3 separate regions of the Mus musculus genome follow, and all the other regions are linked to region 1. Evidence: chromatin loops called from intact Hi-C (ENCODE). Cell type or tissue: left cerebral cortex. All regions are shown on one strand. Region 1 holds the start of Gm51679 (a long non-coding RNA gene). Region 2 overlaps Thsd4 (thrombospondin, type I, domain containing 4). Region 3 overlaps Thsd4 (thrombospondin, type I, domain containing 4).

Region 1 (8,000 bases):
GTTAACATCTCATTTCCTCTTGTCTTTCAAGCCTTAATCCCCATCCTGAGCTGGGCACATTCCAAGCCCACCTGGAGCAGGTCAAGACCAGCTCCCAGCCCATGACTGGTCCTTCATTTCCCCTGGCAGGAGATTAGATGAGGGGCCCATTAATCACTCATTACCTCTGTCTTCCCTGCTGGCCAGGCCTCGGGCAGCCTGCCAAGGGGCCTGGGAGGGTGCTTGTGAGCTGTCCAGTGCCACCCTTCCGGGGACAAGACACAGAGGCTCAAGCCTGGCTAGGGACTCCATGGACCACACCCAAAAGAGGGAGAAAACCGCCTGGCTTCCACCTAAGCTATCCTTAAAGCTTCCCATCTCTGAAAGATTAGGGAAAGAGAGAAATAAGTTAAAAGTGGCTACTCTCCCAAGACGACTAAACACTAGGGGGTTGGGGGGGGGGGACAAACTCACTGCCTACCCAGTGCTTGTGCACTTTAGAGGACCCGGGGACACTGGGCAGGAACCGAAAGAATAGAGGATACTGGCTGGCTGGATGGTTACATAGGACAGCTGTGTGTTTAGCGGCTGGGCTGGAGTGCAGGGCTGAGTCCTTCAGACAAAACTCTGCACCTGACAGGGCTGAGATTATATGCAGGTTTCTTCTGGAGTGTTTAGTGAGTACCCACTTCTGGCAAGCACTGATCAGTCAGGGTAGACGGGAGAGATAGGAAGTGATATTGAGCACCTACTATGTGCCAAGGCTTTGCCTACGGGGCCTCAACCTCCCACCAGCCTTCAGCCATCGTTACTTGTAAAGATGGGCAAATATGACAGCTATTAAATGAGAAGCTGTCAGCCACCAGTCTAGGGAAGGAGAGTCGCTGTGGCTAGCCTGGCCAAGCCTACTTGTAATCTTCCAGCTCCTGTCACACCCCCAGCAGCTTAGGAATTTTCAAACCACGGTATTCCGAGCTTCTTAATACTTGTTGAGAGCATGGGCAGAAGGCTGGGCTCAGACGCTTTCAGGTAGGGCGAGAAGGAAGCGTTTTGCTTTCAAACACTTCGTCCAAAGGCCCCTTTAAGAAAAAAAAGGGGGGCTCTTCTAAGATCACAATTCCAATTCCCCACTACTTGCTCCCTAAGGTCCAAATGAAGGCCTCTGCTAAAACAAACAAACAAACAAACAAACAAAGCCAGTCATGTGCTTGGGCAGGCAAACACAGGCATCCCCCTGAGACTCAGATAGGCATCCTATGGCCTCTGTACCCATGTGGCACATGCACACTTGCGTACAGAAGGTGAGGGGGAGGAGGAAGGATGTGGTATTTGCAGTAGACCCTGCATCTGTCATAAAAGTATCATTCCTAGTTCAAAAGGCAGCCTGCAGCTGAGGTCTTCAAAGCTATTATGTGCACACAAATCAATTTCTCCCTCATCTGTGTCTGCACATGGATATTCTCTCTCTCTCTCTCTCTCTCTCTCTCTCTCTCTCTCCCCCATCCCCCCTCATTGTTTGTCTCCTTTACTTCCCTTCTTTCTCCCTGGGTGGTCATTTATTAGCTACTCTCCTCGCAGCCCCTGGAGGCCAGTGATCCAGCCAGTCTTGCTCCATATAAGCCCCCAGCACGCAGTAATAGTCGCTGGCACACAACAGATGCTCAGAAATATTTGCTGAAGACAAATTAAATGGAAGTGAATACTGGAGAGCCATTGTGATTCCTTGCAGGGAATGATGTGGTGAAGTCAGAATTTCAGGAATATTAATCTGTCAGCATGAAAGAAGATGGATTTAAAATGAAGAGAGCCACCCATGGCTGCGAGTCAGGAGGGAGATTGTTACTGTAATTTGGACATGGTTTAAGGTAGGGGCAGGAAAATAATTGGAGATATCATGAAAGAATGCGGAAGGGGCATTGTGATAAATGAGCTCTGCATGTGGGGAATGGGATACGGGTGCTGGGGGTGAGGGGCTTGAACATGGACACCAACAGCCAATTGGGATAAAAGTGAAGTCCTGGGGAGAGGAAAAGAACCATACTAAGACTCTGTGGGTAACAGACAAGATCACTAGGCAAAACAAAAACTTCAAGCCCTGATCTTCCTCCAAAACTCTCTGGTTTTCCTTACTTCACACCTGGCTAGAGAGACTTCCTAGCTCCGAAGAGTGAGGGAAAGACAGTCTGGTACCCCGCCCTGAGCTAGGCATGGAGATCATGCAAGCGCATCTTCCCCCTCCCTGAGGCCGATACACTCACTTGTGTCAGTAGGGGCTCCATGCATTCTCGCCACCCAAAACCATTTTGCAGGCTGGACCTTTGGGGATTCCCTGCTTCGGCCCTGCGGAGGTTTATAGGAAAGTCCCGGGACTCTCATCTGCTTCCTCACATTAATTTCCAGGGCAGAACTGTGCTTTTCAAAGGAATTCAGCTATGGTGCCAACAAAAATCTATAGGAATTGAGTAGGGCTACGTCTAAATCACATTTGAAAACTGTTTGCACCTTTGTACACAGAGACCCAATCAAGATTCTCTCAGGGCCAGCAACTGCATCCCTTCAGTCTCTACCAGGTCAGAAACATCAGTGATGTCCAAGACAACACAGTGGCTCTAAAAGGTGGGAGATCTTAGCTGATGCCCAGATGTCTCAGATGCAAAGGAAGTTGGACTTGAAAATTCCTTGAGTTCTGGCTATTTTACTTACTCCAAAGTCTAACGGGCTTCAGCGCCACAGATCCAAGACTTTATTTAATTCACCTACTGCCTGCAAAAGGGTGAGCCACTATCTGGCAAGGGATGCACTTTTTTAACAGCACAGAAAGCTTCAGGACTGCTTAAGATCTCACTAGACCCATAATTCCACGTGCTAAGTGGGTACCTCGAAATCCTCTTCCCAAGACACAGCTGAAGCTATTTCTAAGAAAACTGAAACTCCACTTCCAGATCTCTCCCACTTCAAGGTGAGCAAATTGATCAAAAGCTAACTGTTCAGTCGCATTCAGGGCCACGGGTATATGAGCTACATTTGACGTACAGAAGCAGCAACAGGTCCAATTAGGGGATCACTGACGCTGGATTGCAATGATTAACCTGACCTGGGGATCAGAGGCTTTCCAAGAAGCCAGAATGATGGAGGCCAGGGGCTGGGGCTCCAGAGGTGCTGACACTCCATCAACAATCCCAGGCTAAGAAAGGGAGAAAGGCTGGGGTGGGGACTACAAGTGCTATAGGTGCAACTCACCAGTTCAGCTCTGAGCTGCTGCGCATACCTCAGGAGGGCCAGTGGCTGCTTCCCCCAACCCCAGGGGGCCAGGCCCTAAAGTTGAGGGTCAAGGATGGAGAATAAAGGCAGAGCAGGCCTCCAGGAAAGAGAAAAGAAAGAGAAAGGTAGGGGAAAGGAAAAAGAAGAGGAAGAGGAAAGGGGAAAAAGAAAGGAAGAAAAAGGAAAGAGGAAATAGGAGAGGATGGGAAAGAGAAAAGGAAGGGGAAGTGTGAAAGAAAGAGGAAGCAGAAGAGTAAAGAGAAAGGGAAGAAAGAAGCAGGTACGACGTCCCGAGCTGCCGCCGGCCCCGACGTACCCACGCGCGCCAGTCTGCGGGGCTGCCCCGGGCTCCGGACTGCGGCCGGCCGGGCTGCGCGATCTGCTCACCTGGGCTAGTCCGAAGCGGCCGACTCCTCAGCCCCGCGTGCTTCCCGAGCGCCGCCGCATGGACGGCCGCCCGCCCCGCACGGGCTCCCGCTGCGCCCCGGTGTGTCGGGTGCGCGGGCGGCCAGCGAGTGCCCAGCGCACGGCTCAGGCGCGGTGTCTGCGGGTCGAGAGCGCGGTCCGCGCGCCCTGCCCTCCCGCGCGGCCTCCCGCTGTCACCTCCAGCCGCCCCTGCCGCCCCCTGGCGGCCGCCAAGGGGAGAGTCGGCCCTGGCCCACCCAACTACCCCAGGGACCCCTGGGAACCTGGTGAAGGGACATCCACCAGGAGAGGCAGCAGAAGGAAAGACTGTCCGGACAGAGGCTAGAGGGCAGGAGAGTGGTGATCATGGAACTTAGAGGGGGCCCGGGCTGCCCAGGGCCGTCAATGGGAGGTCAAAGAAGAAGGCAATGGAGACCAGAGTCTGAAGGCAGTCAGAGGCTGCCTTCATCTTAGCCAGCAGTTGGTGGGAGCCTTTGAAGGACTGCTGCCCCAGAGAGACAAGGACATCCTTGAGCATTGAAAAACAGCCATTCCGGTTGCAACCACGGGGTTGAGGCTAGTTTACAGTGAAGCTTTCCTTTCTAGCTTCCTGGGCATCCCTAAGACAAAAACTCCCTAAGCACCAGGACAACTCAGCACACCTGCCTGATCTAAGGTTCTCGGACTTGGCTGCAAGCAAGTGCATTTGCCTGCAGAGCCATCAAGCCATAGAGCTGGTCGCACTCCCAGGTTCTTGAGTCCAAACGATGCTAAAATGTTTCAACTCAGCCCATGTGTACTAGAGCTGAGAGAAGCAAGCAAGAGAAGGAAAATCTCCCCCTCCCCCTTTTCTCAATCGAGAGCAGGTTGACCTTAAACAATTGAAGAGGCCTCTAGGCACAGACAGGAGTCTCTCTCCCTTGAAGTGAATGAGCCTGTTTGTTTATGGCTGCCTCAAAAGCCTGCCTGCAGGGGCTGTTGGAAAAGGGCAGGTGTACCCTTGTGCTAATGTGGGTGGTGGCAGAACGCAGTCCTACTTCAGGGCCAGGCCACATCAGGGGTGGGTGTGGTGTGCTTTGTGGGAGCAGGAAAAAAAAAAAAGAGAGACAGGAAAGATACCCCACCATTAAAACAATAACAAAGAGAGCTGGGAAACACAGGGATGAGGCCAAAGAGGGAGAGTGGATTTTGAGAGCCTGGCACCTGGATCCAGCTGGGGCTGACGGAGTCCATCTGGTTCAAAACAAACAACTTTTGATGAGAGGCACCTGGGCGTGTGTGGTTAGACAACTCCAGGGTGTCTCACATCCAGATCCAGTGAATCAAAGAGATCTTGCACACTAACTCATTTCATCCATTTGAAACCAATAGCCAGGAGATGGCTTCACACCTGTAATCCCAACACTTCTTAGAGGAGGCAGGAGGATCAGGGGTCTAGGTCATCCTTAGCTTCATATCCAGTTTGCAGCTGGCCTGAGCTACAGGAAACTATGTTTCAGACAACATAGTTGAGGCTGGGAGTACAGGCCTATAATCCCAGGTACTAGGAGGCTAAGGAAGGGGCATTGAAAGTTCAAATCCAATGTGGGTAATTTAGGGAGATCCTATCTCCAAACAAAGAGCATAAACAGGGCTTGGGGTGTAGTGTAGGGCAGAGTGCCTGCCTGGCATGAATGAGGTCCTGGCTCTATCCCCAGCACCACTAGAAATCAAGAATTCTTAAAGGACAGAGTGGACTTAGTAACAGAATGAGGCAGGGACAGAGCACAAGGAAAGGGCAAGGTCTTCTTTATTGTTTTACTTTTGAAGAAATGCTGGACTTAAAGCTAATGTTGGAGAGATGGCTCAGCAGTTACAAGCCCTTGCTGCTCTTCCAGAGGCCAGAGCTCATTTTCCAGCACCCACGTTACCTGGAACTCCAGCTCCAGGGTACTTGACACCCCCTTCTGGCCTCTGTGAGCGCTCTCTCTCTCTCTCTCTCTCTCTCACACACACACACACACACACACACACACACACACACACACGGCAGTCACTCACACAGGCATACACATAAATAAAAATAAATCTTTAAAACAAACTCCAGTCATTATAAGATGAATTGTTTATATAAGAGCACTTCTTTATGCTAGAGGGGGAGGTTTCCTATTTCCCACTATTTACTGGCAGTCCTGTTCCACATCTTGTTATTAACTCATGGATGTATGCACATATGTATGTTTATATATTTGTTTATATATGTATCTATGTATGCATGTGTGTGTATGTTTATATATGTATGAATGTTTGTGTGTGTCTATATATGTATGTATATATGTTTGTGTGTGTATATATATATATATATATATGTTTATATATGTATGTTTGTGTGTATGTTTATATACATATGAGTCAGATGGGGAGGATTTTGTCCCATGTATGAAATAAGCTACTAACTCTAACCCAAAGACTGGGTAAAGAGGGCAGGTGTTTCTGATGACAGTCACAGGCCAGCTGCAGTCACTTAACTCTAGTGTCTGCCTGAAGTGCCAGTGTCATCTATATATAACATACCACTTTCACAAGCTAAGGACATAGGAGATATATATATATATATATATATATAATGTATCTATGTATCTATGTATCTATGTATATATATATATATATATATATATTATGTATCTATGTATCTATGTATCTATGTACACTGTCCCTGCATTCAGAGGTACCAGAAGGGGATATCAGATCCTGTTACAGATGGCTGTGAACTGTCATGTGGTTGCTGGGAATTGAACTGAAGGCCTCTGGAAGAGCAGTCAGTGCTCTTAACGGCTGAGCCATCTCTCCAGTGCCTAGGACGTAGGATTCTTACCACTTCTGAAAACAGCCCATGCTCTTGGTGCTCTTGGTTGAAACTCTCTGATTGAAGGCCCCTTTCCATGTTCCATTAAAGCCTCTACTATGTGGCTACAACCAATTGGCCCGTTGGGCCTAGAGGTGGCCCCTAAAATAGTAAATAACAAAAACAAACAAACAAACAAAAACCAACCATAATCTATCTGTAGTGTGTCAGCTCTGTACATGGAGGAGAGCCTCTGGATATACCGGTTTTCCCAAAATAATTTGCCAAAATAATTATGCAACCATGTTGCTCAGGATGCAATGGAAACAATGTAGTCACCCTATGGGGGTTGCCATCTCCTGAACCTGCCCTCTTCAGAGAGCTACACAGCACTGTGTTTGCTCATGCACCCCCAGGCTCACAGGACAGTGATCACAAGGGGTGAGGGAGGGCTCCTGAAAAGGTCAAGAGTGCTGTGCTGGGGTCTCAGAATTCCTGGATGGAGCAGGAGGCAGAGCTCAGTGAGGCAGAGCTCAGTGTGTCCCCAGGGAAGGAAAACAGCATGGGGTTCTGGCTCCTCCCCTCATCAAGGAGCCCTGAGACTGCCAGAGGGGAGACAGTGACAGCATAGCCCAGAGTCATTTGGCTATAGGTCTTTTAACCAGTAGACAGTTTCTTGAAGCCAGACGCCCAAGCTCTGAACACAGCAAGGTACTTCAGGGGCTGTGTCCCAGCAGGAAGGGAAGCCAGTATGTTAGCTGCTAGCATTTGAAGGCAGAAAGAAAACAGACATGGATCCAAACCCCTCAGTTCAGCCTCCTGTTGAGTCATGAGAATCCATCACCATTCTTATAAAGTTCTCTTCCTCTTCTTGCTTGGAAATTTGGATCCACGGTAAAGTCAAAGCAGGCTTGTGCTCAGCAAATGAGTGACAGGGAGAGATGGCGCAAAGGTTGATCCTGCCAACTTGACAGAATTTAGAATCACCTAGGAGACACACCATTGTGTGTGTGAGAGGGGTTTAATGAAGGGAGGGAAACCCAACCTGGATGACTGCCAGGAACCATAAAATCAACAATAAAGTCTCTTCGAGTGCTAGGAAACAGTATTGTTTTAACCCGTTTCTTGGGGGCCAGCAAGATGGGTCATCAGGTGAAGACGCTTACCACCACGCCTGATGACCTGAGTTTGGTCCCCAGGACCCCACGTGGTGGAAGGTGAGAACTGACTTCAGCACGCTCTATCGTATGTGTTTCCCTAGTATAAATAAAAAGGTGCGGTTAAAAATAAACCATCTGTAAAGTGGACCTAAGTATTTCAGGATGAACATTCCTGCTTGTCTCCTTAACTCGCTTCTTCTCCTTCCTCTTCCAGGGGTCTGGACTCTAACCTGCACACTGAGCCTGTGTCCTTTCCTATGGCTGGCTGCAACTTGACCTGTAACAAGACTACACAACAGTCCAGAGACTAATTTGTCTGCAGCCACAGTCTCTGAGGTCACGGGGTCAACATATTTAGATGGACTGTCCGG
Region 2 (8,000 bases), 240 kb before region 1:
AGAGTCAGAAACAGCTAATCAAGTCTGGGGAGGTCAGCCGGGCTTGGTGGCACACACCTTTAATCCCAGCACTCGGGAGGCAGAGGCAGGTGGATTTCTGAATTCGAGGCCAGCCTGGTCTACAGAGTGAGTTCCCAGACAGCCAGGGCTATACAGAGAAACCCTGTCTCGAAAAGGCAAAAAAAAAAAAAAAAAAAAAAAAAAGTGGGGAGGTCAGAGAAGGCTGCCCAGAGGATGGCACATCGGCTGTGACCTGAAGACACAGGAGAAAGGAAGCAGGGAGATGTGGAGGAATGTACTTCCTGCCTTGTGCTGTTTGCCTTTTGTGTGTGTTCGTGCCTGCATGCGCTACTCTATCTCGCCTCCCCATCTGAAAACTGACTAACCTACCTAGATGAAAAGATTGCCTGTAATCTCTCTTCACAGACACTCCTTGGGATGCTTGGGTCCTGGCAGGCAGTTTTAATTTTCTTATCTTTGTGCGCATGTGCACGATGCATGCATGGTGGGCATGTGGTGGTCAGAGATAAGTCTGTGAAGTCAGCTCTCTTATCACACCTTTATGTGGATTCCAGGGACCAGACTCGGGTGGCTTGGTTTGTATGGCAAAGGAGCTTAACCCACCCAGCCATCTTGCTGGCCCCAGTAGGTAATGTTTAATCCCTGATGGAGGGCATGCAATTGCAACAGTCCACAGTTGTTTGGGCTTTAGGGACCAGGGCTGGAAAGAAGAGAAGTGTGAAGGTTTGGGTAAGATCCTCTTTGTCACTTTTGACACTTCCTGTGACTTTCCCTAGGTACTGCAAGACATACAACATTAAGCCCCTATAGCACACCTGACATCAGCCCTCGGGCAGGATAGGATCCCAGCAGCCTATCTGCAGATGATGACTAACGATCCACCATCCCCCTCTTCACGTCCACTTGCAGCCCAAGCCACCATCTGTGAGTGGTCTCTTGCTTGACTAATGACTTGTCTCTGAGAATTGTTTTGCACGGTTATAAACAGAGATTGGGCGTTCACCCTCATCGCCTGTCTTTCTTTCCTTTCTTTCTTTCTTTCTTTCTTTCTTTCTTTCTTTCTTTCTTTCTTTCTTTCTTTCTTTCTTTCTTTCTTTCTTCCTTCCTTCCTTCCTTCCTTCCTTCCTTCCTTCCTTCCTTTCTTTTTTTTTTGGTTTTTTGAGACATGGTTTCTCTGTGTAGCCTTGGTTGTCCTTTGTAGACCAAGTGAGTAAGCTGACCTCATCCCTACAAGTATCATCTTTTCTAGAACTCAGTGTGTATCCTGGCGTTGTTCATTCTCAGGCTGCAATCTAGCACAACTCTCAGGAAGTTGCTGGGATGCCCTGGACTCCCCTGAGATAATGGAAGCTTTTCTGATAGCTGAACTGGCAGACAAGACCCTGCCCCCAGAACCATCTTTGTATATGCGTGTATCTCTCTCTTTCTGTGTCTCTGTTGCTCCTCTACCGTGTGTGTGTGTGTGTGTGTGTGTGTGTGTGTGTGTGTGTGTGTGTGGTGTGTCCACATGCTTTACAAGTCCCCGTGTATATCCATGTATCTGGAGAACGAGCTTGGTTGCTGTTTCTTAGGTGATATCTATCTTCTTGTTGTTGGGGTTTTTGTTTGTTTGTTGTTGTTTTTGTTTTGTTGTTGTTTTTGAGTCCCAGTCTCTGACTGATCTGGACCTCACTGGGCTGGGCTAGGCTGGCTCGCCAATGAACCTCAGTGGCTTATCTATATCTGCCTCCTCAGTCCCAGGGCTACAAATGTGTACCCCCATGCCTAGGGATTGAACTCAGGTTCCGCAGACTGAGCGAGCTATCTCCCTAGCCTAGAGAACACTTTCTTAATTGGAAGCTGAGCTGAGTATCTATGGTCCTCTGTTACTGTGCCCATTCCTTGGCACACAGAATGTGGTTAGCTCCTGTCTCATGTTTGGAGGATTAATAAGTAACCAGTACCCACCAGTGTCCCCCCCCCCCCTGCCACTCTTATTCATCTGGCCTCCCTCTAAGATAGGATTGCTTAACTATGAAGACAAAAACCATGGAAAGTTAGTGTTCTACAAGAATTATGCTTCCCACTGCATCCCCCGTTTGAGAGCTCATTCACTTCACAGGCCAGGGCATCAGGGGAGAGGCGCCAAGCACAGAAACACGTGTCTGCATCCCCCTGGGGATGGCCGTGCATCACTCCGCTCCCCGCACAGCTGTTCTACAGAACAAAACACAAGGCAGCATTCTGCATATTCCAATCTACCCTCTGACCTAGCTTGGAACGGAATTCCTTCCAGTGTTCATAAAACATCTCGAGGAACGGTTATTCCAGTGACCTCACAACTGATTGCCGACCAGCAGTCGGCATTTTGTAAAATCATGACTTTAATTCCCAGGGACCAAGGGTGCAACATTTGTGTGTGCATAATGCTTTATCCCCCCCAAAAAAACCCTCCCTCTTGGTGGCAACACCCTCTTCCATGAACTGCCTATGACCCTCAGGAAAAAAAAAGTCAGAGACCCACCACACAGTCACAGATTTTTGTGAAGAGAGTGGACTTTAAGAACATCTGCCTAGATTCCATAGTCACAGAAGGGCAATTTCCCCGGAGTTAAGTCCTACACAGCACTGGGCTGAGAACTCAAGGATCCTGGTTCATCATCCAAAGCTGTTTCAGAAGCAGGAGGAAGAGCTCCTGCCCTTCAGAGGGGGCGCAGTAGTACCATGTAGTTAGAAGGCTGGGGGAGAGCTCCGTGGGAAGTGTTTGCTGTGCTAGCAGGAGGGGCTGTGTGGGATCCCTAGTGCCCTCTGGAAAGCTAAGGGTGATTTGTACATTTACAACCCCAGCTCTGAGGAGGCAGGCAGACATATCCCTGGGGTTCACTAGCCAGCCAGCCTAACCTAATTAGTGAGCCCTAGGGTCTAGTTAGAGATTCTGTGTTAGAAAACAAGATGAACAACTCACTTGAGGTTGACTTCTGCCCCCTCCCCTCCACAGCACACATACCACACATATGGAGATATATATATGTAACACACACACACACACATGCTTTTTAAAAATAAAGTTGAGGGGATGGAGAGATGGTTTGTAGTTAAAAGCACTTGTTGTACAGTCGTGAGGACTGAGATTTTGACCCTAGCACCCATAATAGAGATCCTATAGGGCAAGCTAGGCATCTTGCCCATGCCTGTAACCCCAGCAATGAGGGGGCAGAGACAGGAGACTGTTGGGGCTTGCTGACTTCCAGTGCAATTGGGAAAACGGGAACCCCAAGTTCATGGAGAGAGCTTATTTTCATAGGAATTGGTAGAGGGTGACAGAAAATGACACGTGATGGGTCTCTTGAGGCCTCCATGTGTACACACACACACACATACACATGCTCAACACACACACACTGAATAAATATTTTATTAATGTATTAAAATTTTAAAAATTGTATTTTATTGGATTGATGAATGTTTTATCTTCATGTATATATGTATAATATGTATGTGCGTGTATGTGCATGGTACCTGTGGAAGTCAGAAGTAAGTTTTTAGATCCTATAGAACTGGAGGTAGAGATGGTTATTAGGTGCCATGTGGGTGCTGGGAATCGAACCTGGGTCCTTTTCAAGAGAACAAGTGCTCCTAACTGCTAGTCCATCTCTCCAGCTCCCAGCAGACACTTTTTAGAAGCAGAGTTTCGGCATGTCAATAGGCTATGATGATATTTTGCTATTTGGGGGTCATAAGTGGCTCTAAAACACCATTTGTGATCCCTCTGAATGAGAAACCATGAAAGGCCAAGTTCAGAGAAAGCCTCAGAACTTCACACCCAACAAAGAAGAAAGCAAACCCATTCTTTTAGAATGCCCAGTTACTAAGCCTGCCCTTGTATTAGCAGAGAGCTTACCATGTCATGAAAGTTAGGACTCGCTTCCACAGCATTTCTCATAAAACAGAAGGACAAGAACTTAGGCATAGGGTATTAAAAATAATGTGTTTTTAATTCACTGGTTTGTAAGTTACAGGCATTTTAAAAAAATAACATTTTGATCAAGACTGAAACTAGGCACTACTTAGAGGGGGTTCTCAGGTCAATCCTTTAATCTCTTAATTTTTCTTGTCCCTAAAAAGAGGCTGCCACAAAGATAAAAGAGGGCTTGGCACAGAATTACTGCTCAGCCACTGTGGCAACGGCATGGAGACCATGCCTAAGAAGCAAGGTGCTAAAACGAGGCCGTTCTTGTTCAGTTAAGACACTGCAGCAGGAGGAGCTGCATTCTGAAGAGGTAGGAATTGCAAAGGTGATGCGCCACAACTCAGCCCTGGACTCTCTAAGTCCCCAGCTCACTGTGGGAAAGGGGGTGCTGGAGAGCCATGAGCCAGGAGGAGCTTGAAAAGGAATTTTCTTGGTGGGAGATTTGCTGGCATTTCTCTGCTAAAGCAAAGAGGTGGGTCCTTTTCCCTGAAGGACGTGGAAAGGGACCCTGGGAAAACCACTAGGGGGCTTAGTTGGGTTTCCTTACAGTTAATGGGACAGTGAGTGCTAGGTCTAATTCTTAAGATTATCTAGTGGAAGGAGAGGAGAAGAAGGTGTCCTGGGCACGGGTAGTGCAAGAGCCAACAGAGGAAAGCAGCTCAGTGGTTCTTAGGATGGGTCACAGAACTTAACATGTTGTAAGTACAATGTGCCTAAAATTTTGATGAACATGTTCACACCTCACACAATGACAGAATTTATTGAATAACAATATGCACACAAAGTTTAGCAGTGTCCTGGTTGGGTTTTTTTGTCAAGTGGACACAAGCTCGAGTCATCTCAAAAGAGGAAGCTCAATTGAGAATATGTCTCCATCCGGCTGACTGAATGCAGGTCTGTTGGGCATTTTCTTCATTGCCAGTTGATAGAGGAGGACCCAGCCCCCTGGGGGCAGTGACCCTGGGCAGATGGTATAAAACAGGGAGCTGAGCAAGCTAGGAGATGTAAGCCAGGAAGCAACTTTGCTCCTGAACTAAAAGACTCACAAAGATCTCACAGAGATCTGCCTGCCTCTGCCTCCTGAGTGCTGGGAATAAAAGTATATACTACCATCAGATCTGTCTGTGGTTGATTGCCTTGGTGTTAATTGATACAGGAGGGTCCAACCCACTATGGGTGGCATCATTCCCTAGGCAAGGGGTCCTGGACTGTATAAGAAAGCTACATAAGCATGAATCTGTGAGCAAGCAGCCTCCCTCCATAGTTCCTGGAGCTCCTGTTCTCACTTCCCTCAGTGGTGGACTATGATCTGGGAGTGTATGCCCAATAAATTTTTTTCCCTCACGAAGTGCTTTTGGTCAGTATTTTGCCACAGCAACAGAAAGGAAACTAAAGGCTGCATGTGGTAGTGTATGCCTTTAATCCCAGCACTCAGAGAAAGGCAGGTATATAGCAATCTCCAGGCCATCCAAGGCTATATATCATGAGATCCAGGTACGGCTACACAGTGAGAGCCTGCCTCAAAACATTAGATGGCAAGCAATGAGGAAGATGTTTGACATTAGCCTTTGGTCTCCGCATGCACAGAACCTGCCAAAGCTGGCCATCATTTTCATCAAACCAATCTGATAAACTTGTGCCTCCATTTCACATCCTCTGTAGTGCAGAGGAAAATGGAAGCATTGACTACTATGTCTGAAAGGTTTATCTGTAGACAGCTTAAAAGGGGGTGGGAGAGAATGAGTATAGTTCCCAAGGAATAATAAGGCATTGTTTAAAAAGCCCTTTCTGGATCATCAGCGTTTATAGGTCTGTGCCTCTCACTGTTTTTGGCTAAGCTACTTTTACAGCTCTATAAACTGTAGACACTGGTAGTAATGTAAATGAGTCCTGTCAGTAGAGAGGCAACTCTGAGCCTCTCTGCTCCCCAGGGAGCCAGCTTATAGAGGTAGCAAATTCCTTGCCATTCTTCAGGGCACTTACTGCTTCTGCTCTCTGAACCAGCTCTGATACCACACAGGGCCCTCATTAGCTAAATAAAATCTCAAGACACATTCGTTTTATTTCTGCTGCCAATCAGCCGGGACTACTCCAGTCATTCCTTCCTTTCCCTGATTTTCTTTCTTTCCCATCTATTGTATTCTGTCCCTACTCTACTCTACTCGACTCCATTCACAGAATGGTGATGTCACCTCCTCTTTACAAGTCCCTTTCCCCAGGGACCACAGATTCACACTCACACACATACTCATTCACACACACATTTTCAAACTTGTACACTATGAACCGTAGCCTTCTTTTAGCAAGAGACAGGAAGGAGGATAACACATTAAAGACCAGGAAACTCTGGGTTTAATAAGGTAGATGGATGCAAGGAACATTACTCTCAGATCTGACACCCTGTCTTCAGTTTGTTGATCATAATCTTTTGCTTTGATTTGTCTCATTTAACTTTCTAAAAAAAAAAGTGGTTCAAAGGGGGCCAAAGAGGAAACATACTCTCCAATGTGTGCACTCTGGTCACTTATCTAGGGACAACTCTGTAGCTCTCCCTCTCACTTCTGGGCCTCCTTATGGAGAAATGTCCTTTAGGGAGCTATTACCAGAACAGGGAGGGTTTGGTCAAATTGAAGATCTGCTCTGGCAGGTAACTTCCATCAGCTCCCCTGCTTTCCAGAGGCTCTGCAGCCCCTGCTGTTGGTATTCTGTCTGGACTCCACCCCCACAGTTACCTGGCAACAGCCAGGTATGCTCCTCCCCACAGTTACCTGACAACAGCCAAGTAGGCCTGGCCCACTATAAAAGGGGCTGCTTGCCCCCTCTTTTCTCTCTCTCTTGTCTCTCTTACTCCTGCCTCCCTCCTTTTTCTCTTGTCCCCTTGCTCCCTGTCTCTCCCCATTCCTTCCCCTACCCCCTCCACGTGGCCATGGCCGGCCTCTACTTCTCTACTCTCCCCTTCTCTGCCTTTCTCTGCCTCTATTATTTTCTTAACTCCCCTCTCCATGCCCTGAATAAACTCTATTCTATACTATGCCATTGTGTAGCTGGTCTCTCAGGCGGAAGGGATGCCTCTGTTTGGGCCTGCTGAGGCACCCCTTCTCCCACACCTCACCACACCTCCATAGAACATATTTCTATACTCTTTATCTTTTCATAATCACAACACCTGCTCACATCAAGGTTGCATCACATTGCCTAAATCCCAGCACTGAGACCTTTGGCTTTGGCTGATGGCCATACCACTGAGAGGGATGGACCTCTGGGGACACACAGGTATGCAGAGGCCAGAGGTCAACCCTGGGGATCTCTCCTCAGGTGTCATTCACTGTTTCTAAAAACATATGTATATTTGCATAGTGGCATGAGTGCAGGAGCCTAGGGAGAGCAGAAGGGAAAGCCCCTGAAGCTGGAGTTATTGGTGGTTATGAATCACCCTGGTGGGTACTGAGAACTTCATTCTGGGCCTCTGAAGAGCGGCATGTGCTCTTAACTTTGGAGGATCTCTCCGGCCCAGAGACCTCCCTCGTTTGTTTCAATGATTGTTCTGAAGTATGATTCTTTCTTGGAGCTCATCTACTAGTATAGACTTGCTGGTCAGGGAGCCCAGGGGTCTGCCCATCTCTGTCTCGCTAGCACAAGTGCCTTTCCACGCAGGTGCTGGAGAGCATACTCAGGTCCTCACAATAACACGGCAAGCACTTTATCAACGCAGCCAGTTCCCTGACCCTCTAATGGGATTTCTGTTGGCCAGGAGGTGCCAAGGTGTGTCTTAGCATACTCCCCACTTACAGTATGGTGAGTTACAATTATTGAACATTCCCTGGATAGTCCATCCTTTCATCTTAGCTCCAAACTTTGTCTTTGTAACTCCTTTTATGGGTATTTTGTTCCCTATTCTAAGGAAGAATGAAGTATCCACCCACTGGTCTTCCTTCTTCTTGATTTTCTTGTGTTTTGCAAATTGTATCTTGGGTGTTCTATGTTTCTGGGCTAATATCCACTTGTCAGTGAGTGCATATCTAATGACTTC
Region 3 (8,000 bases), 280 kb before region 1:
CAACAGCAGTGGAATGGACAGGTGAAGGCCAAGTTTATCCTCTGTGATACGGTAACTTGCTTTTATCTACTCTGGAACCAGCAGATGCCAGGACTGGGGAAGGTTCACAAATCTTGGTGTTCAAGCCCTTGGGTGGGATTTTCTGTACCTGCAGCCAGACCTATCAAGGCCCTCCAGCACAGTGGTTCTCAGCCCTCCTAACACTGTGACCCTTAACACAGTTCCTCATGACCTCCAACTATAAAGATATTTGCATTGCTACTTTGTAACTGTAATTTTGCTACTGTTATGACTCCCCAGGTAAACATCTCTTTTCTGGTGGTCTTGGGTGACCTATGGAAGAATCCCTTGACCCCCCAAATGGGTTGCAATCCACAGGTTGAGAACAGCTGATCTAGATGGAAGCAGAAACCGACATGGAAGAACAGAGAGATGCAGAGGAAGATGACCTGTCTTAAAAGCTAGGAGCCCTATGCCGTGAATGTGATGACAGCTCACTGGGACAGAATGACCCAGTCAGTGCAACAGAGGGACACCTGAAGACCATGGAGAAACTTCTAGAGACATGTTTAGACTTGCATTTCAGAAGACAGCACTGGCAAGTGTGTATAAGAAAGAGCAACCTAGGAGACAGGAAGGCCCAGGCAAGTCACCTGATTCTCTACACAGTGGTGATGAAGACTTAAAGAGGGGGCACAAAGTTGCTAAGGAATATGTTCCCTTGGGGCCTCATCACTGTGTTCCAGGGGATGATGGAAGGAAGAATCTAGGCCGACGTTCATATATCAGGCCTGGCTGACTGGTGGTGTTCATGAAGACAGATAAACAGGGAGGGGAAGGGGAAGGGGGGAGGGGAAGGGGAAGGGGGGAGAGAGAGGGGGAGGGGAGAGGGGAAGGGAGAGAAGCATTGCTGATGGCCTATTGTCTTCTGGGGAGTGTGTGGGTAATGAAAGGAGTAAGCTCAGTGTTGACTACCCCAAGGCTTCAGGTTCCCATTGGACAGCTGGGTGGAGCTATTCTGCATGCTGTTGCTATGAGGGTAAGGTGTGGGCATGTTATGAAGCAAGGGAAAATATATCCCGTCGTTAATGCTTTGATGTACAAAGAAAATACTGGGAGTCCAGGCCCCTCAGGGGTAAGCTTTGACTCCTATGTTATCCTGCAAGCGCCTTCAGCCAAGACAATGTACCTATAGACTTGGGTACCCCGTTGTTCACTTGCACCTGCTATTTAGGACTGACCAGGAGGATCATCTAAAACCACAGAAAACCACCTGCCAATGGAGTTGATGGCATCAAAATGTGGTCTCTGGACACACATAGAGGTGACACACCTGTGCTGGATGGTTGTAGGGATATCCGGGTACACCTGGTAAGAAATGAACAGGTTGTATGAGGCTAGCTAGGTAAGTCCTGCTGCTTCCCAAGGCAGCCTTGTGTCAGTCAAACCTGTCTTCTGTGTAAAGACTGTGTGCTGACTCACTGTGGGGACAGTGGAGGATCAAAGATGAATAGGACAAGCTTGCTTCTAGGGCTAACGTGTTTCTGGGCATCCACGGGGAAGCAGACATGTGAATTTAAAAGAGCAATAGCGAATGGCAGGTATAAGGAGGCACGGTGGTGCACACCTATTACCTGACACTCCAGAAGTAGAAGCTAGAGGATCAGGAGTTCAAGGCCAGCCTGGGCTACCTAGTGAGAGCTTGTCTCCAGAAGAAATAGGAAGGGGAAGGAGGCCTCTTGTCAAGATCAGAAACTGAAGAGCAGGTTCAAGGTGAGAAGTAAATATAAGGAACTAGGCTTTGGTGGCAGAGGCCGAGGAGGCGCTCCGAGCCAGTGTGCAGAAGTGTATTGTAGAGTTTGGAGCCCAGGTGAGAAGTCCCATTGCAGAGGACACATGGATTCTTTTGCTATGGTCCCGTTCTGGATTTTCAAGTTTTCCTTTGAATTCTTCAGAACTTCGTACTTACAGGATCTTAGAAGCAGAGGGATATTGGGGTGTTGCAGATCCCAATTAACCCTACTCAAATCGACCCCTGTGGTGGTGGTGGTGGCACTCCTAGATACCCACCCCAATGTTCTGGGTTCCTGAATGAAAGACACCCATGCATACAAGCAGCCTTTATATTCTAATATGCCTTAAATAGCTCAATGGCTGGGCCTAACTTCTACGTGAAGACAGAGGTGGGTCTTTAAGAGTCCCAGGCAATTTTGGGGACCAAATTATACAACACAAGCAGCATTAGGCCAAATCCATAACATAGGGGTGATCCTGTCCAAGCTTGTGTTTAATTTAAACATCCCCACCTGTGCACCAGCCTATCTAGCTTGTCAGTCAGCCACCCACAGCCCTGACCCATTGGTGCCACCACTCTGCCCTGCCTGGCTACTCACCATGCACTTACAGGGTACTAACGCTGCTTTGGAAAGCGAAGACATCCCACACTGGAGAGGGCATTCCCTCTATTTCTTAGGACCTTTTTTTTTTTTTTTGAGACAGGGTCTTATTCATGTAGCCCAGGTTGGCCTTGAACTCATGTAGCTGAGGACATCTTTGAATTCCAGATCCGACTGGCTCCACCTTGTAGTGCTGGGTTTACAGGTGTCTGCTGCTATGCCCAGTACCATGCAGTTCTGGGAATGCCTCCTGATTCCGGGCAAGCATTCTATAAGTGAGCTGCATCCCCAGACCTCTTAGTGTTTTTTCTTTTCTTTCTTTCTGTATCGGCTGGAGATAAAAGCTTTGAGCTTAGGTGATTATGGGATTGTCAGGTTTTAAGTTGACAGGGTGTTCCTATCTTTCCTTCCAGCTTTTGCCTCAGACCTTCTTTCTTCCAAATAAACAAATAAGCAAGCCCTCAGAGAACATCTGTTGCACACCTTTGAAACATGTTGCAACCCCATTTTGCTTGAACCCAACACAGCGCGCTGGTTAAGTGGCGCCTGCTTCCTTAGAGGGAATGGGGCAGAGGATGGCTTTGAACATACATTTCAAAAATGCTTTCCCAAAGAAGAGCACAGCTTATTAATGACCCTTTAAAATGAAAACAAACAAACAAAAAAAACCAAACAAACAACAAACAAAAGTCAGGCTGGCGCAGTTCTGAAAACTGCCAGCAGGGGGCCCAACAGTGACCATACTGGGGCGTGAGCTAGGTGTTTTGCTTTACAGCACTGTTGTTTCGTTCTGTTTTCCTGCTTGGGAGCTGGAGGGCAAGCTGGGTCAAGAGCTTGGACAGCTCATCATGTTCTGGTTCTGAACAGTACTTAGGAAACCCAGAGAAGTCAGACAAGAAAGGGGAAGAACACAGGACAGGCTTCAGGGCTCCAGCCCAACCTCCCTCCACTAAAGACACACTTTAGGCAGGAAGGAAAATGGCAAACCTTCCACTTTCCCCTGTCCAACTTTGTACTTTGAAAGACTTCAAACCTAAAGAACGTGTGTAGGGACAGTTGGCCCAGGCTGGGTAAATATCGGCCTCTCTGCCTCCACCCCTGTATTCTCTGTGTATCAATGATCTCTGCGTATTAACAATCTCCGCAGAATGATCAATTCTAACAACAGTTCTTACGTTCTTAAGATCAATGTTCTGCCTTCAACCTGATCACGGCTTCTCAGGGTGCTCAGGTGTGTGAAAGATCTGAAGGGATCGTGGGAGACTAATGGGGCTGGAGCCAGAGACGCAGAGTAGCCGTGCCAGCCAGCCTCCCTGCAAAGCTCCCGGAAAGTTTCTGCCTGTGTGGAAGATAACACAGTTAGAGGGAGCTGCTCCCTGGGTCCCGTTCTTCGTCTTCTTCTCAACTCCGTCCTTCAGAGAGTAACAAGGCCAGATGAGACAAGGATCTATGTGCAGCTTCTGGTTTAATCTTCACAACCTTGCAGGGCTGCTACGTTACCAACCCCACTTTACGTGAGTGAGAAATGAGGCTCAGAGCAGTTAAACCTGGGCAGGGCAGTGTGAATTATCCCTACTGAATGTCAATTGTGTCTGTTCAGGACAAGTGGTCCACTCTCCCCTAGGCTGTTCAAGGCCAACTCCCCCAACCCCTGCTCTGCCTCTCCTCCTCTGCAGCCAGCCAGCAGCCTTCCCTACTCTAGGACCGTAGCAGCAACTGGCTCCCTTTGTCCGAGACTCACACATCCTGTATTTCTCTGTATGTCATAAGGTGGTTCCTGAGGCTCTCTGATCCCAGAATCTAGTCATGGTACCCAGGAAAACATCCATGCCTAGCCACCAGTTATTGCTAACCCCACAGATGAACCTAGACACATTCTTACACCATCACTTGCCTTCTGTCACTACAACTGCAGCCATCATTACCACCATCCCCCGGCTCAGCATAGTTGGTGTTGTCATAAGGAGAATTTTCTCTTCTAGTTAGAAGTTCACCCAGTTCTTAACCACAGAAATCTAGTTCCATTTATTTCATTTGCTCTATTTAGTCTATTGCCATCTCTCAATGAAAACAGTACTTTATGATAGTTTCCTTCTGGGCAGCTCTAAAGGATGTGCACTTTTGCCTCTGACCACTAGATGTCGCTGCCAACCAATTCTAGAAAACATCATGCGTGAACCCTGTAAAACATGTCCTGCCTTTAAGCTCCCAAAGTCTCAGCTGACGTGTGACATGATCTATCTACAAAGACTGAAACGCACATTAAGACTCAGGCCACTGCTGAAACATTACAGGATCCCAGGTGCAGTCTGGGGCGGGGGTGGGGACCAAATGTCTATTTTTATAAAGCATTTCCTCACAAACAAGTACCACTAACCCAGCAGACACTGTGTGATATTTTATATTGCATTTGAAAGTTCACATCATACACACGTGAACTTTCTAGAAACTGACCGGGAGCACTAGAGGGTGGGTATGCTTTAGGCTGGGGACTGAGCTCAGGTGGTAAAGTCCTCGCTTTGCAAGCATGGGGACCCAAGTCTGGCCTTCAGAAACCAGGCTTTTCCAAAAAGCCAGGTATGATGGCACGTGCATGTAATTCCAGTTCTGGTAAGGTGGAAACATTGGTTGGATCCATGTGACTCACTGGCCAGCTAGTCTGACACACATCTCCCCAGGAAGTAGGAGGAAAGTAGAGGGGAGAAAGCGATTTCTGATTCTTCAGAAGACAGATAGATACTGCAGACAAACTGCTATGATCCTGGGGCTGCAGAGGGGACTCAGCAGTTATGAGTTTCTATCATTCTTCCAGAGGGCCCAGGTTTCGTTCCCAGCAGCCACAGAGCACCTCACAAGGAGTCCCAGGGATCCAAGACTCCCTTCTGGTTCCCAAGGTATCAGGCATGTACATGGTACAGGTATGTACATGGTACAGATGTATATGTAGGCAAAACACCCATACACATAAAATAAAAACAATACAACCCATATGAGATAAAATACGACATAAGAAGATAGACACTACCTGCTTCCTGAAAGACAGTAAATGACTCTGAGATCCATGTTGTCCAAAGGCGCAGTGGTTTCCCCCACCACAATCTAGCTTGTTCTAAAACCAGGTAGACACAGGATTATTTATGTATGCTTAGCTGCAACTGTCCACTGACCTTTGATCTAGCCTATCTCATTTTGCCATCTGGAAAATTGCTACCCTAAAAGCCTTGGGAAATTCATTTTTCAAAATCAAGTAAAAATACAACATAAATTAAAAAGTTTATAGCCAGGCTGGTATACCTACCTGTATTCTAGGCAGTCGGGAGGCTGAGGCAGGAGCAGTTCAAATTTGGCACCAGCCTCGGTTAGAGAGAGAGAAGGAGGGAATGAGGGAGGGGAGGGAGGGGAGGGAGAAACAGATCCAGGCAAACACACAGAGAGACAGAAAGACAAAGATGTAAAGACAGAGACAGAAACACAGAGACAAGAGACAGAGAGACAGAGAGACAGAGACACAGAGACAAGAGACAGAGAGAAGAGAGATTGCACTAGAAGTCTGTGAGAGCATACTTGCTAACAGGGAAGAACAGGCTGTCTTTCCTGACCCTAAAATGCCTGTGTGTTTTACTTGTCTTTCAAAACATATAGATGGGAATGTGAATAAGGAAATACTCTACAGAGTAGCACAGAAGGTCCTACTATGCACCTACAGTAACAAAGTCCCAAAGACCATCAACAACAGAAAAAATGTAACTGAGGCACCACACGCAAAACAGTAACTAAAATCTACACCTCACAAGACACGTAGGACAAATTCCAAGTGGATTAATATAAAATATAAGAGCATAAATGCATAGAACCATGTGTTACTATTAGAAACACAGGAGGGAGGTATTCACTACATATCTCTGCTGGCTTCAACCCCCTGATCCTCCTGCCTCAGCCTCCTAAGTGCTAGAATTAGAAGGTCACATAACCATACCCAGCTTGAGAATTCTGTATAACATCACAGTGTAAAAGCCCTATGATATAAAATTCTTAATCATAAAAAAAAACCCTGATCAATGCACCACTCACAACATTTTAAACTTCTGCACCAAAGAAACCCCCACCAGTGAAGGCCCAGCTCAAAAGGCTACCTGGCCCCGCCCTCTAAAAACATTCTTGCAAATCACATTTTAAAAATGTCTGTCATATGAAACATTCTACTGCTGAAGAAAATGACCAACAGCTGATAGGTGAATGTGCAGAGGCTGCAAGAAGACAGATCATGTAGAGGAATGTAAATGGTTGTGCCTCATCAGGAGGGTCCATGACGGCTGGACCAAGGCAGGTCAGGAGTCTGGGGCACACATTTAAGGAGACCTGCCAATCAGCAACTGCTCCTTATGCCTCACACTCCACGTGAGTTCAGGCTCCGAGTGGTCCTGAAGGTGTGAAGAGTCACTATCCCAGTCAAGGTGAGACAGAAACAAGGTTGACCTGAGGCACCATTTCTCATTCATCAGACTGGCAAAAATCTAATGAGATATGAAAAATGGCCTCATTCGTTGGTGGTGGGAGTAGAAGCCCTGTCAATCACTCTCAGGAGCAATGTGCCAGCCATTGAAATTGCAAATGTACATGTACATATCCTTTTTAAAAAGATTTTGTGTGTGTGTGTGTGTTATGTACATTCATGTGTCATGAGTGTGAGTGTGTACAGAGACTAGAAGGAGGGCTTAGATCCTAGAGATGGAGCTATAGGCAGTGATGGTTCATATAACATGTACACTGGGTACAGAACTCTGGAAGGAAGGAAGGCAGGCAGGCAGGCAGGCAGGCAGGCAGGCAGGCAGGCAGGCAGGCAGGCATGAGTTCTTAACTGCTGAGCCATCCCTCCAGTCCCATATATGCACACACTCTTATGTTGCTTCTGAGACTTTATCAGGCCAATTCAGAAAGAGCACCTCATCTCTTCAGAATCCTATGGAAAGGGCCCTGAATCAATCAATCAAAATCAATCAATCAATCAATCTCTCTCTCTCTCTCTCTCTCTCTCTCTCTCTCTCTCTCTCTCTCTCTCTCTCTCTCCCCCCCCCCCTCCCCCAGGAGGAGACAACAGGATCACACTGGAAGCTCTGGACATCCTGTCCCCAGTCTTACCCACAGACCTGTTTTGCTATTGGATACCCTGGATGACCTCAAATTCTATTCTGGACTCATTCTGTCATCCTGTTTCCAGGGGAGTCTGCCGGGGTCTAGACAATGGCTTAGTGGAGGTTTCCATTGCTAAAGCCAGCACATGTCCAGGAAGACGGAGACGCTTCTTTAGCTAAGGATGGCCCCATCAAGAGACCAGATTAACTGTGGGCAGAGAGCAGGGCAAGCACAAACCAGGTACCTCTACATCTGCCAGCCCCTGAGCACCTCATGGGAGCCAGGTCTCCCCATCCCACAGCGGAGGTTAACAGCACTGTCTCCACTCGTTACCTGGACCCGTCCTCCTTAGACACCTCCCTGTGACACACCACTTAATGTGACTTTCCACAATTGTTCGTGCTTTCAGGACCCTGGTAACTGCCAAGAACGTATCCAACTTTGTAATCCTTTTGCCACTCAACTGGCTTT

The links. Hi-C counts contacts between places; a loop is a spot of excess contacts. Peaks named below come from ENCODE experiments on the same cell type or tissue, not always from the same donor. Only the 100,000 strongest peaks of a DNase experiment are listed, where the experiment ranks them.
Region 2: a loop joins it to region 1, with 2.0 times the contacts of the local background. A loop is called at or near these places in 14 of 42 quality-filtered maps.
Region 3: it touches region 1 in a loop (2.4-fold over the local background); 13 of 42 quality-filtered maps call a loop at or near these places.

The regions. Positions count from the first base shown.
Region 1 is chr9:60,518,239-60,526,238 of GRCm38, forward strand. It overlaps Gm51679 (a long non-coding RNA gene), which reads left to right and starts at 1,584. Exons shown (of 2, transcript XR_003948172.1): 1 at 1,584-2,938; 2 at 7,844-8,000. It overlaps 9230112J17Rik (RIKEN cDNA 9230112J17 gene), which reads right to left. Exons shown (of 4, transcript NR_040464.1): 4 at 5,729-7,726. It also overlaps a transcript of Thsd4 not described here. In left cerebral cortex, a CTCF peak has its summit at 3,896 (motif pointing left); a DNase peak (open chromatin) is centred at 3,777; H3K4me3 peaks cover 604 bases.
Region 2 is chr9:60,279,260-60,287,259 of GRCm38, forward strand. The region is part of intron 6 of Thsd4 (thrombospondin, type I, domain containing 4); the gene reads right to left. Among named protein-coding and RNA genes, the nearest start is that of 2010001M07Rik, 51 kb to the right of the region's middle. In left cerebral cortex, a CTCF peak has its summit at 4,491 (motif pointing right); a DNase peak (open chromatin) is centred at 4,416.
Region 3 is chr9:60,240,585-60,248,584 of GRCm38, forward strand. The region is part of intron 7 of Thsd4 (thrombospondin, type I, domain containing 4); the gene reads right to left. Among named protein-coding and RNA genes, the nearest start is that of 2010001M07Rik, 90 kb to the right of the region's middle. In left cerebral cortex, CTCF peaks have their summits at 3,105 (motif pointing right) and 4,522 (motif pointing right); a DNase peak (open chromatin) is centred at 4,534.